3 separate regions of the Homo sapiens genome follow, and regions 1 and 2 are each linked to region 3. Evidence: chromatin contacts called from ENCODE Hi-C or POLR2A ChIA-PET data. All regions are on one chromosome and are shown on one strand. Each heading gives the region's core, a stretch centred on a gene start or an enhancer-like site at or near the end of the contact. The rest is flanking DNA. Distances are from core to core; before and after follow the strand shown. Region 1 holds the start of PLAC8 (placenta associated 8). Region 2 overlaps COPS4 (COP9 signalosome subunit 4). Region 3 overlaps ENOPH1 (enolase-phosphatase 1).

Evidence for each region. Hi-C counts contacts between places; a loop is a spot of excess contacts on that map. ChIA-PET counts read pairs that join two places held with the same protein, here RNA polymerase II (POLR2A). Pooled maps may share reads with other maps.
Region 1: a loop to region 3 is called in a map of naive thymus-derived CD4-positive, alpha-beta T cell, with 5 times the contacts of the local background. The contact joins the promoter of PLAC8 here to the enhancer-like site in region 3. A Hi-C loop is called at or near these places in 1 of 168 maps with a recorded cell type or tissue (naive thymus-derived CD4-positive, alpha-beta T cell) and 6 of 50 pooled maps. POLR2A ChIA-PET finds 5 or more read pairs at or near these places in 1 of 52 experiments (A549).
Region 2: a map of CD4-positive, alpha-beta memory T cell shows a loop between it and region 3 (4-fold over the local background). The contact joins two enhancer-like sites. A Hi-C loop is called at or near these places in 4 of 168 maps with a recorded cell type or tissue (CD4-positive, alpha-beta memory T cell, CD8-positive, alpha-beta T cell, sigmoid colon and 1 more), 3 of 37 single-sample maps with no recorded cell type and 10 of 50 pooled maps. POLR2A ChIA-PET finds 5 or more read pairs at or near these places in 1 of 52 experiments (MCF 10A).

The regions. Positions count from the first base shown.
Region 1 is chr4:83,113,096-83,116,435 of GRCh38, forward strand. It overlaps PLAC8 (placenta associated 8), which reads right to left and starts at 1,634. Exons shown (of 5, transcript NM_016619.3): 1 at 1,571-1,634.
Region 2 is chr4:83,072,340-83,076,001 of GRCh38, forward strand. COPS4 (COP9 signalosome subunit 4) reads left to right here. Exons shown (of 10, transcript NM_016129.3): 10 at 2,958-3,479. The coding sequence ends at 3,091. Among named protein-coding and RNA genes, the nearest start is that of COPS4, 39 kb to the left of the region's middle. Within about 2 kb of position 1,837, at least 2 of the 41 ENCODE cell types and tissues checked have a DNase peak (open chromatin) inside an H3K27ac peak, as active enhancers do.
Region 3 is chr4:82,460,479-82,464,034 of GRCh38, forward strand. ENOPH1 (enolase-phosphatase 1) reads left to right here. Exons shown (of 6, transcript NM_021204.5): 6 at 1-699. Among named protein-coding and RNA genes, the nearest start is that of ENOPH1, 32 kb to the left of the region's middle. Within about 2 kb of position 2,078, at least 3 of the 41 ENCODE cell types and tissues checked have a DNase peak (open chromatin) inside an H3K27ac peak, as active enhancers do.

The DNA of each region.
Region 1 (3,340 bases), core at 384-2,883, 650 kb after region 3:
AGAGATTGTGGTTTAGATAGAATGAGCTAGGGTCTAAAAGTCTGTAACGTGCACCCGCAGGGCTGCTGCCCTTATGCCATAGGCTTTTGTCCTATGAACTAGAAAAACGTGGCCCTTCTCACAGACACGGCTTGGTGAGCACGTAGCTGCTTCGGTGAGAATTCGAAAAACGGTACACCTTCCTCCATGCGATGAAGCCCATGCTAGACCCTCTCGCATTCCCGGGAGCACATTCCAAACTAGCTCCTCTCCCTTCAGGTGCGGGCCTGTGCAGTATCCTGGGCACTTCACAAGATTCTAATGCCAGTGGCCTTGCAGAGCACATTTTGTAACCCACGACCAGTGGCCTTATTTTTCTTCTGTTACTAATAACTACAGATCCAATTTAATTCAGCAAATATTTTATTGAGTGCCAGGGTGTGTAAACGTGTTGGGCTGGATTTGGTAAGGGCTAAGGAGATGCCTGAGGTTTCCTATCTGTGGCCAGCAGTTCTGCCCGTTGTGGTGTGACCACACAGCTGTTTTGTTCCATGCCATCTTTAACCCCACAGGAGCAGAGAGAGTGATTAAAAAAAAGTTGGCAGGGGCCACCTTGGAAAATGCAGGAAAAATGGGGGCAGGAGGTAGTGAAATGGGAATCTTGGTGGGCAAGCTTTGGAGAATGAGACTAGAATACCTTTCTTTAGGAAGTTCTGTGGAATGGTCTCAATGTCAGGAAATCTTGCAGTATTTGGCTCATATTTTAAACACCTTAATTTTATCTATTAGTTAAGAATCAATCTTGTATTTGTCTCTCCTTTCTATGAGCACTTCACTCCTGAGGACAGCCCACTATCTTAATAAAATACATTAATATTAATATAATACATGATATTAATTATAGTAATATTAATACATATTATTAATATTGATTAATCCAGATACTAGACATATTATTGAGATTTTTCTCTTCTACTGTTTATTGATGTTAAATTTCATTTTTTTGCTTTGATTGAAACATTTCCATTTCATAATCTCTCCATCTCTCTTTATACATATAAATGAAGCACCAGAATTTAATTTTGAAGAATTCTAGTCTGTTTTTCTTACTTTCATAGTGAGAATTCAAGAATTCTTATAATTCATTAGCTAAATCTACAAAATTCCATATCTTGTTTCTAAATACTTTGAATGGATAAAATAGAATATTTGTAAAGCAGAAAGAAATTAGACCGGCATAAGTCAACATGCATACATATTGAAATAAAGAGTGAAATTAATGATCATGTTACTAAATACAATGTATAATATGTGTTTGCTGCAGAAAGCAGCAATTGATGAGGATTCAAGGCTGGGATCTTACACTACTTTGAAAAGCCTGGCATTTGGCAAAATGCTTAGCAAGAAATTGTTGAATTTGACTAAATGTATAAATTTAAAGCAATTAGATAAGAAAACCTTAGTCTTTTAGCTGAAACTCAAAATATAACATGCTAAGAAAAAAACAAGAAAATCAAATAACTTTTAAAGAAAGCTTTTTTTTTTTGAATGCTAAGTTTTTAAAACAAGTTCTTACTTGTAAAGTACTTACAATTAGTAAACAAGGTTCCGAGCAGGAAATGTCTTGTGGCCTGGGAGAGAATCTCACCACAAATGAAAACTACGTGAAAGGGGAGAGGTAACTGTGTTTCTATCGCAGGGCATAGTACATAGAACAGTTTCAGACGCTCTTATTGGCCAGAGTAATCCAGCAGAAGTGGTTTCAATGTGTGTTTCTCTTATCTGGAGAATGAATATATCTCTTGCCAAATAAGGTGTGTTTCTTTTCCTATATTGTGTTAGGTACACTGATACGTCTTTTTAATGGGGAAAGGATTTAATTCATTATATAGTTTGATTGGTTTTACATGTCTGGCAGAGCTTACTGTTGTTTTTTTGTGTTTGTTTTTTGTTATCTTTGTGGGGAAAAAAAAGATCATTATTGTTTCAGATTATATAGTAGTTGGCATCTCAAGCATCCTTTAATGGTATCAACTTACAGATACTGAACATTAAAATAGGCCAAGCATTATCAATGACTTGTTAATGACTTTGATAGTTAGGCCTTATTTTTTCAATTTTAGAGGTGAGGAAACAAGCTCAGATTCTTGAGCTGACTTTCAGAGGCCACATAGCTAACAAGTTACTCACCTAGGATTTTAGCTCATGTCAGCTCAGCTCCAAACTATGGCTCTTTTTACAATGTTGCATCCAATTTCTTTGTACCTTTTTAATTATTCTTCTTATTGGTGGTATTACTATTTCTTTCTTTTGAAATTTTTATTCATAGTCTTTGAATTTCTGATCCCATAGTTTAAACTATCAAAAGACAAAATTACAACAAATTTAGTTTAGAAGATGTAATTGCCTTTTATTTGCAATTCTAGAATCAAGCAACACATCATTCTATAAAATAGAATGAGTGTCCTGGTGAGTATGAAGAAAGCGGAAACAGAGAAAAAAAGATAGATTGGTTGTTTCAAAGTTACTTTCCTTATAGGACTAAAACAGAGAGGACTTCCTTACTACACTGACTGAGGTTGACTGAAATCTCCTGTTTTTTGGAAAACTGGTCCATTTCAAAGTTCAGTTTGATTATATGTCACTTAGCACAAGCGACTTCATTCTGGTTTGGTCTGATTTTCTGGGGCCTAGAGCAGGAGGCTAGTCCATAACAATGGCCTCTCATAAACTTTGTTTAACAAAACCTTTCAGAAATGAGGGTGGGCCGGCACAGTGGGAGGCCCAGGCGGAGGACTGCTTAAGGTCAGAGTTCAAGACAAGCCTGGCCAACACAGTGAGACCTTGTCTCTAAAAAAAAACAAAAACAAAAACAAAAAATTAAAAAATTAGCCAGACATGGTGGTAAGTGCCCGTAGGCTTGTAGTCCCCGCTACTTGGAAGGCTGAGGCAGGAGGATTGCCTGAGCCCAAGAATTTGAGGTTACAGTGAGCTGTGTTGTGTCACCACACTCCAGCCGGAGTGACAGCAAGACCGTGTCTCTAAAAAAAAAAAAAAATTAAGAAATGAGAGTGGCCAGCTTTCCTGTCATTCACTCTGAAGTTTTTGCGGATGGGAAATCTTTCCCACTAGAACAAGGCTATTGTGTGAGGTTGTACAGTGAGAATGTGTGGCATTATGGCAGACTCTAAGTGCTTAGAGTCCCTTTTCAGTCCCAATTCCTAGCTGCCATCTGCTAGCCACTTAACATTTCTATGCCTCAGGTTCCTTGTCAAATGAGCGTAATAATTGCACCTACCCCACAGGATTGTAGGGAAAATTCAAAAAATTAATACATGCAAAACATTTAAAACAGTGCCTA
Region 2 (3,662 bases), core at 587-3,086, 610 kb after region 3:
TCAGCCTGCCTCAGCCTCCCAAAGTGCTGGGATTACAGGCATGAGCCACTGCACTGCACCCGGCCGAATTCTGTCAGGTTTTCTTCTGGAAGACAATACATAACATAAACACATTTTTAAATTTTTTTGCACTCAAATAGGTCAATGTTTTATTTTATGGCTTTTGAATTTCCTGTATTGATTAGGAAAGACTCTTCTACCTTGGAATAAAACTAGTGTTTTCCTAAATTTTTCTAATATTATTTTACATTTAGGAATTTAATCCATCTACAGTTCATTTTTGTGGATAATTTTAGGTTATGGTCTAGTTGTTTTTTTCTAGGTGAATAGCCAATTATCCAAGTATCATTTATTAAATAAAACATCCTTTCTGATTAAATTGTGATCTTTGACATATCTGATTAGGTTCCACATATATGTTTGCATCTATTTCTGTACTCTGGTTCCACTGATCTGCAATAATATGGTAATAAACAAATTTATAATAAATTTTAGTATTGGTAAAGCAACTCCTGCTTCCCACTCCTTTTTTTTTGTTAAATTGAAATTCACATGGGCTGGGCACAGTGGCTTATGATTGTGACCCCAATGCTTTGGGAGGTTGAGGTGGAAGAATTGCTTGAGCTCAAGAGTTCAAGTCTAGCCTAGGCAACATAACGAGACCCCATTTCTACAGGATAAAAGAAAAAAAGAAGGAAATTCACCTAACAGAACAGTAGCCATTTTAAAGTAAACAATTCAATGGCCTGTAGTATATTTACAATGTTGTACAACCTCTATCTCTGTCTAGTTTCACGACATTTTCATCTTTCCAAAGGAAGCCCTTGCCCTTTAAGCAGTTACTCTCCATTCCTTCCTTCCCCCAGCTTCTGGCAACCACCAATCCATCTTCTGTCTCTGGATTTACCTAGTCTGGATAGTTCATATAAATGGAATCATACAATATGTGACATGTGACCTTTTGGCTGATTCCACTCAGCATAGTATCTTTAGGGTTCATCCATGTCATGGCAGGTAATCAGTGCTTCATTCATTTTTATAGCCGAATAGCATTTCATTGGATGTATATACCTCAATTCCACCACTGGTTTTCATTTTCAGAATTATCTTGGCCATTCTCAAACACCAATTTTTTTATGTTAACTTTAATAATTTTGGCCTGGTTAGAAAGCAAAATAGAAAAAAAAAGGGGGATTGTCTTTGGGATTTCTTTAAATTTATTTATTAAAGGAGAAGGATTGATATTTTTATGTTATTGTATATTTCCACCTGGGAATGTGATTTGTGTCTACTCAAGTTATCTTTTGCCCTTTATTAAGATTTTATAGGTTGCGGCTGGGCGTAGTGGCTCACGCCTGTAATCCCAGCACTTTGGGAGGCTGAGGCGGGCGGATCACGAGGTCAAGAGATTGAGACCATCCTGGCCAACCAACATGGTGAAACCCCGTCTCTACTAAAAATACAAAAATTAGCTGGGCGTAGTGGTGCATGCCTGTAGTCCCAGCTACTTGGGAGGCTGAAGCAGGAGAATCCCTTGAACCTGGGAGGTGGAGGTTGCAGTGAGCTGATATCGCGCCACTGCACTCCAGCCCAGATGACAGAGTGAGACTCCGTCTCAAAAAAAAAAAAAGATTTTATAGGTTGCTTTTTCACTAAATATGTGCCCTTTTTTGTAAATTTTGGTACTGTTTTGAATGGGACATTCCTCTCAATTTTTTATTTCTAACTATATAGTGTTGGTAAGAGAAAACCCTGGTGGATTCAAGATGACTTTTTTTGAGGGATTTAAATGGTATGATATTTATCCTTCAGTCAAGTACAGATTTGAATGTGTAAACAGACTTGCTTTCCCCAGTAGGTGGCAGTGTCTTAGGAATCTGCAAGCCTTGGTGATGAAAAGACAGCCTCAGTCTTTTTTTGTTGTGGTTGAGGTTGTTGGGTTAGTCGGTTTTATTTCGTTTTCACTAGTAGTAGTAATAACATGCATCTGTATGTATTTGTTTTATACCTTGTGCCAGTAATTTGGGTACTTTTGAAATGCTAGAAATTTAAAAAAAGAAAAAACACTTTTCTTAACTGCTGTTTAAATAGCTTAGTTTTATTAGCCAAGATTTTTTAGAGGTTTTTTTTTTTTTTTTTGGAGATGGAGTTTCACTCTTGTCGCCCAGGCTGGAGTGCAGTGGTACGATCTTGGCTCACTGCAACCTCTACCTCCTGGGTTCAAGTGATTCTCCTGTCTCAGCCTCCCGAGTAGCTGGTATTACAGGCGCCCGCCACCACGCCCGGCTAATTTTTGTATTTTTACTTTTCTTTTTTTTTTTTTAATTCTTTAATCTTTGTATTTTTAGTAGAGACACGGTTTTGCCATGTTGGCCGGGCTGGTCTCAAACTCCTGACCTCAGGTGATCTGCCTGCCTCGGCCTCCCAAAATGCTGGGGTTACAGGCGTGAGCCACCATGCCTGGCCTGAGTTTTAGACTTTTAAAAGCTAATAGAAGTATTGGCTGGACGCGGTGGCTCATGCCTGTAATCCCAGCACTTTGGCAGGCCAAGGCGGGTGGATCATGAGGTCAGGAGTTCAAGACCAGCCTGGCCAAGGTGGTGAAACCCCATCTCTACTAGAAATACAGAAATTAGTCACGGTGGCAGGTGCCTGTAATCTCAGCTGCTTGGGAGGCTGAGTCAGGAGAATCGCTTGAACTCAGGAGGTGGAGGTTGCAGTGAGCCGAGATCCTGCCACTGCAGTCTAGCCTGAGTGACAGAGCAAGACTCCATCTCAAAAAAGAAAAGTATTTATTGTTTTTATTTTTTTTGAATAGCTTTTTTCTGTTTTTTAGGTATTTAAAAGGAACATGCCTCTTCCAAGAATAGGCATGTAAAAAGTATATATCTTTTAACTCACAGTTGCTGTGAATACAAAGGAATAATTTTAATTTTGTACATTTTTTTTCCCCTTAGCACGAGAAGCCCTGCCAACGTGGGATAAGCAGATCCAATCACTTTGTTTCCAAGTGAATAACCTTTTGGAGAAAATTAGTCAAACAGCACCAGAATGGACAGCACAAGCCATGGAAGCCCAGATGGCTCAGTGAATCCTTGCAGAACTTCTGTGCACATGACATCTTTTTCCATGTTGTGCAGATCAGTTTCACTATCTCCAAAGCATTTGCATCATGACCTTATACATTTCAATCCCTTTTATGCTGGATTCCGTTTAAAGAAGACATTATTAGAGCAGGAAGTACAAGCATTTAAAATATGTAGTTCCCATATATTTCAGGGTCTCTGTGTATTAAGCTAACTCAGATGTTTTGAAAGCTTTTTCTTTAAACAGAGGTGAAATATCTGTGGCTAAAAAGTTTGAGATTTGTGATAACTTTGTAGTCATGTAAAACTTAAGTGCTTCATGCCTCTCCAAATGTGGTTATTCTAATAAATGGAGAAATGAGCCAAATAAAAGTAGTACTTTGTTTTTAGTTAGCGAAGAGTATTTTGTTCCCTTTTCCTTCGGTTCAGCAGACATTGATTTATGCCCTATGCTAGAAATACAAAGATGAGTCATAATGCCTGTTCTCCAGGCATCCAAAGAGTCAAAGAGCCAAGAGACAGTAAGTTTAATACTTGTATTTGCTCCAGCTACTAGAGCACACAGAGAGTAGCTCT
Region 3 (3,556 bases), core at 828-3,327:
GAAGCCTTGTTATTTTAAAAATGAAATATTTCAAAGACTGAATATTTTCAAAGAAAATGAATAATTCATTGCCCTTGTGATTTAGAAGATTATAACAGCTGTATTTCATATTTGCCTCCTTATATATATCAAAGACCAAGGTATTTCCTTCTGCTTCAAAAGAACAAAATTGGGAAAGAAAACTCACTTGAGTCTTGATCAAACAAGTGTCTTTTACTTAAGAAGAAACTTGGTAATCATTGTGGCACCCACAGCAAGCAGTTGCCTTACCAGTGAAAAAGGTGCACTGAGGTAACATCTAAAACAGAGATGTGGTTCTTAATGTTTAACAGAACAGTTCTAATCCTGCCACGTGTTATCATTATAGATTTTATAGTTGCCTTTCTAACTACTTAGCACAGTTTGAGAATACGTTAATTGCTATTTACTATTTAAAAAGTTTTACTGAAATCAGTCCATAACATTAAGATGAGCCCTAATATGTAAGATTTTCCTCTGGAATGGATGTGAGAAATGTAAATTTTATAACAGCAGTATTTATCCTGGTTTAATTCTAATACGATGTCATGTTAATTTCATGTTGTGATTAATAAAAGCATTTTTTCTTCACTCAGTTTTATATAGGTTCCTGAACTCTATCCACATGCCGCCATAGCAAAAGAGAAACTGAAAAACAAGAATATTTAGCTCTTATCTTAATCGTGTATCATGTGTGTGTTTTAATGGAGTGCCGGTGGCAATTCATGGTTATTATTTGAGTTATGTATACATATAAGGTTACTATTCCATTTGGATAGTAAGCATTCAGGATATGAGTGGAGTTCCTTATATTTTTGAGAATCTTAACTTTGAGGTCTCTAAGGTAATGCTTGAAGGAGGGAGTTACTCTCCTAACTAATCAAGAAAAACTCACGAATCCTGGAGGAGCAATTTTAGAAATGCTTTGAATAAGGAAAAAGAAGTCTTAGAACTATGAGAGGACAGGGGATATAAAAGATTTTATGTTGATAATTTTGATCTAGTAGCCAATTAAGAAATCTAGGGTCTATGAAAATATATGAATAAAAAAGAAAGGAAATGAGTTTAGGTACATCTTAGAAATGGGAATAATTTGTAAATGATGATAAAACCACAAATAGTAATAAAAGGATGAACTTAATACCTTTTTTGGAAAGCTCATAGGCAGATGGCAGAAAGGGGTATATCTTAATGTTATTTAAGGAGTAGTTGGAAAATGAAGAAATGAGAAGATTAGGCACTAGGATCTAGATTAGAAAGGAATTGAATAAAAAGGAAGGCACACAGCATCTAGCCAGCAAAGGATTGAGGTGGAGAGGCATTTTACTACCCATGTACACTGAGTAAGGAGGACAGAAAATCAATAGATTTCAGGAATTAAGAGAAAATTGAAGTATCAGATTTATTTTGCAAAGTAAGGGAAAAACTAGTTGAATGGAATCGTTTTTAGATCCTAGGAAAACCATTCACAAATGATGGAGAAAGGTCGTAGGAAGAATTTGAAAGATAAAGTAGATTGGCAAGAGAGGAAAAATACCTATCTAAGAATGTAAGCAGTGATACACAATGTATACATGTATTGAAACACCACAGTGTACCCCATAAATATGCACAGTTATGCATCATTAAAAAACTTTTTTTAATGTGGATAATGAGCTAGAAGATGAAGTCAGATGAATTCATAGTCCTTATGAGGGGAAGGAAGGCAAAAAACCTCTGGAACTTCCAAAAAGAGGACAAAGGCCTCAGCCTCTTGTTTGCAGAGAATATGGAGGACAAAAGCGTCTTAAAGTTGTGGCTCTTTTTATTCCTGTTTATTAATCCAGATGTACCTCTGTTGTTCTCTTTCCTACAGTGGCGCTGATTTCTAATCTTGGGTCAAAGCCCAGGTTGGTTTTTTAGAAGAGAAGCCCTTAACAGAAGATTCTCTAATCTTATCAACATTTCTGGAGTAGCAGGACTTCTTTTTGGTCTGGAAAGCGGGTTTTAGTTGCTACGCAGAATGTCAAATGTGTAGTTGCACAAGGAAAGGTTGAAAGCCACTGGCTTATTGCCAGGGCAGATGCACGGCAGCCTTTCCCCAGCAGATGGTGCTGTTTCTCCAGACTTGATATGAAGTGTGAGGCTCCACCCCTCCTCCCCCCCTCCCCCAACCCCCGCCCCGTCGCCCGCCAAATACAGCAGATGGAGCTAAGAGAGAGAAAACTATATTTTGTTTATCCTTACAAGCCAAAAGCTTGATGTTGCAAGAGTTGGAGTAGTTTGGAAAAAATGGCAGTAATCCTGAATGAAATCCAACTATCTAATATTCCTTTTCCTCAATAAAAAATTAGTGATTTTTAGCCCCTTTTTCCAGCGGCAGTGTTAAAAAGGGATTGTTTTCAGGGCTTTTTTTATTCCCACGAGTACAAAGTTGAGTATAATATATTCCAAAAGTTTGTTAACCTACCACCTGTGCCCAGATGGCAAAGTGATATTATCCTCAACCTAATATTTAAGAATAACGTGGAGTTTTTACTAAAACACTTGGAGTAACTGACAGAAGTAAAATTTCTACCTTACAAATTCAACCCAAATTTATTCCTTAAATATTTATTAAGCATTTACCTTGCATCCCAGATCTGCTATGAGGGGACAAAGTTCCTCTCTACTCCCATTGTGCATACATTTTTCGAGAAGAGAAACAATGGTGACTAAGACAAGAAAAAATTAGATACTAGTAAGCGCTCTGCAGAGAACACAGGGTAGAATAACTTTACAGGAGGGGTGATGAGAAGGTGACATCTAATCTAAATGACATGGAAGACATGTAGGAAACTAGGAGAACTGGTGTTCCATGCAGATGGAACAGCATAGCACAGATCTAGGGCAAAGCTTGGCCTTTTTCAGGAATTGAGAGCCCAGTGGCTGGATACCATCAGAGAAGTGGGCTGAAGCCAGATGATAGTGCTTTGTACTCCAGTAAGAAGTTTGAATTGTATTCTAAGTATGGTAAAAAGCCCCTGGAGGACTTTGAGCAGAAGATAACCTGAGTGGTTTACATATTTAAGGAATTCTGTATGGAATGGAGAATGGTTTATAAGTGGGCATGACTGCATGCAGGAAGGTGAGTTAAGTATATCAGGGTTGAGTGCTGCAGGCAAAAATCACAAGGAGTTAGGTGTATACAACATCAGTGGAAGAACTGGGAGAAGAGTCAGGGCAACTACCACTGGACTGTGGAGTTAGAGGACACCTCACAGTGGTTAGCTCAGGAAGCCTGCTACCATTGCCACTGTAGCTCATGCCCACGACGCTGGCCAGACTCTGGAATGCCAGGCCCCATTGCTGCAACCTCTCCAAACAGAACACTTCCATCTCTTCTCCAATTAGGGGGTAAAATTGGCACTTGAGAGAGTCAATCTACTGGGTCTGAGAAGGCTGTTGTAGTAATGAAGGTAAGGGATGGTGGTGGCTTGCCTTAGGGTGGTAAAAGCAGAAATAGAAGTGGAAAGATTCAGAATAGGTTTTAGACATGACAGTGACCACTTATTGATTG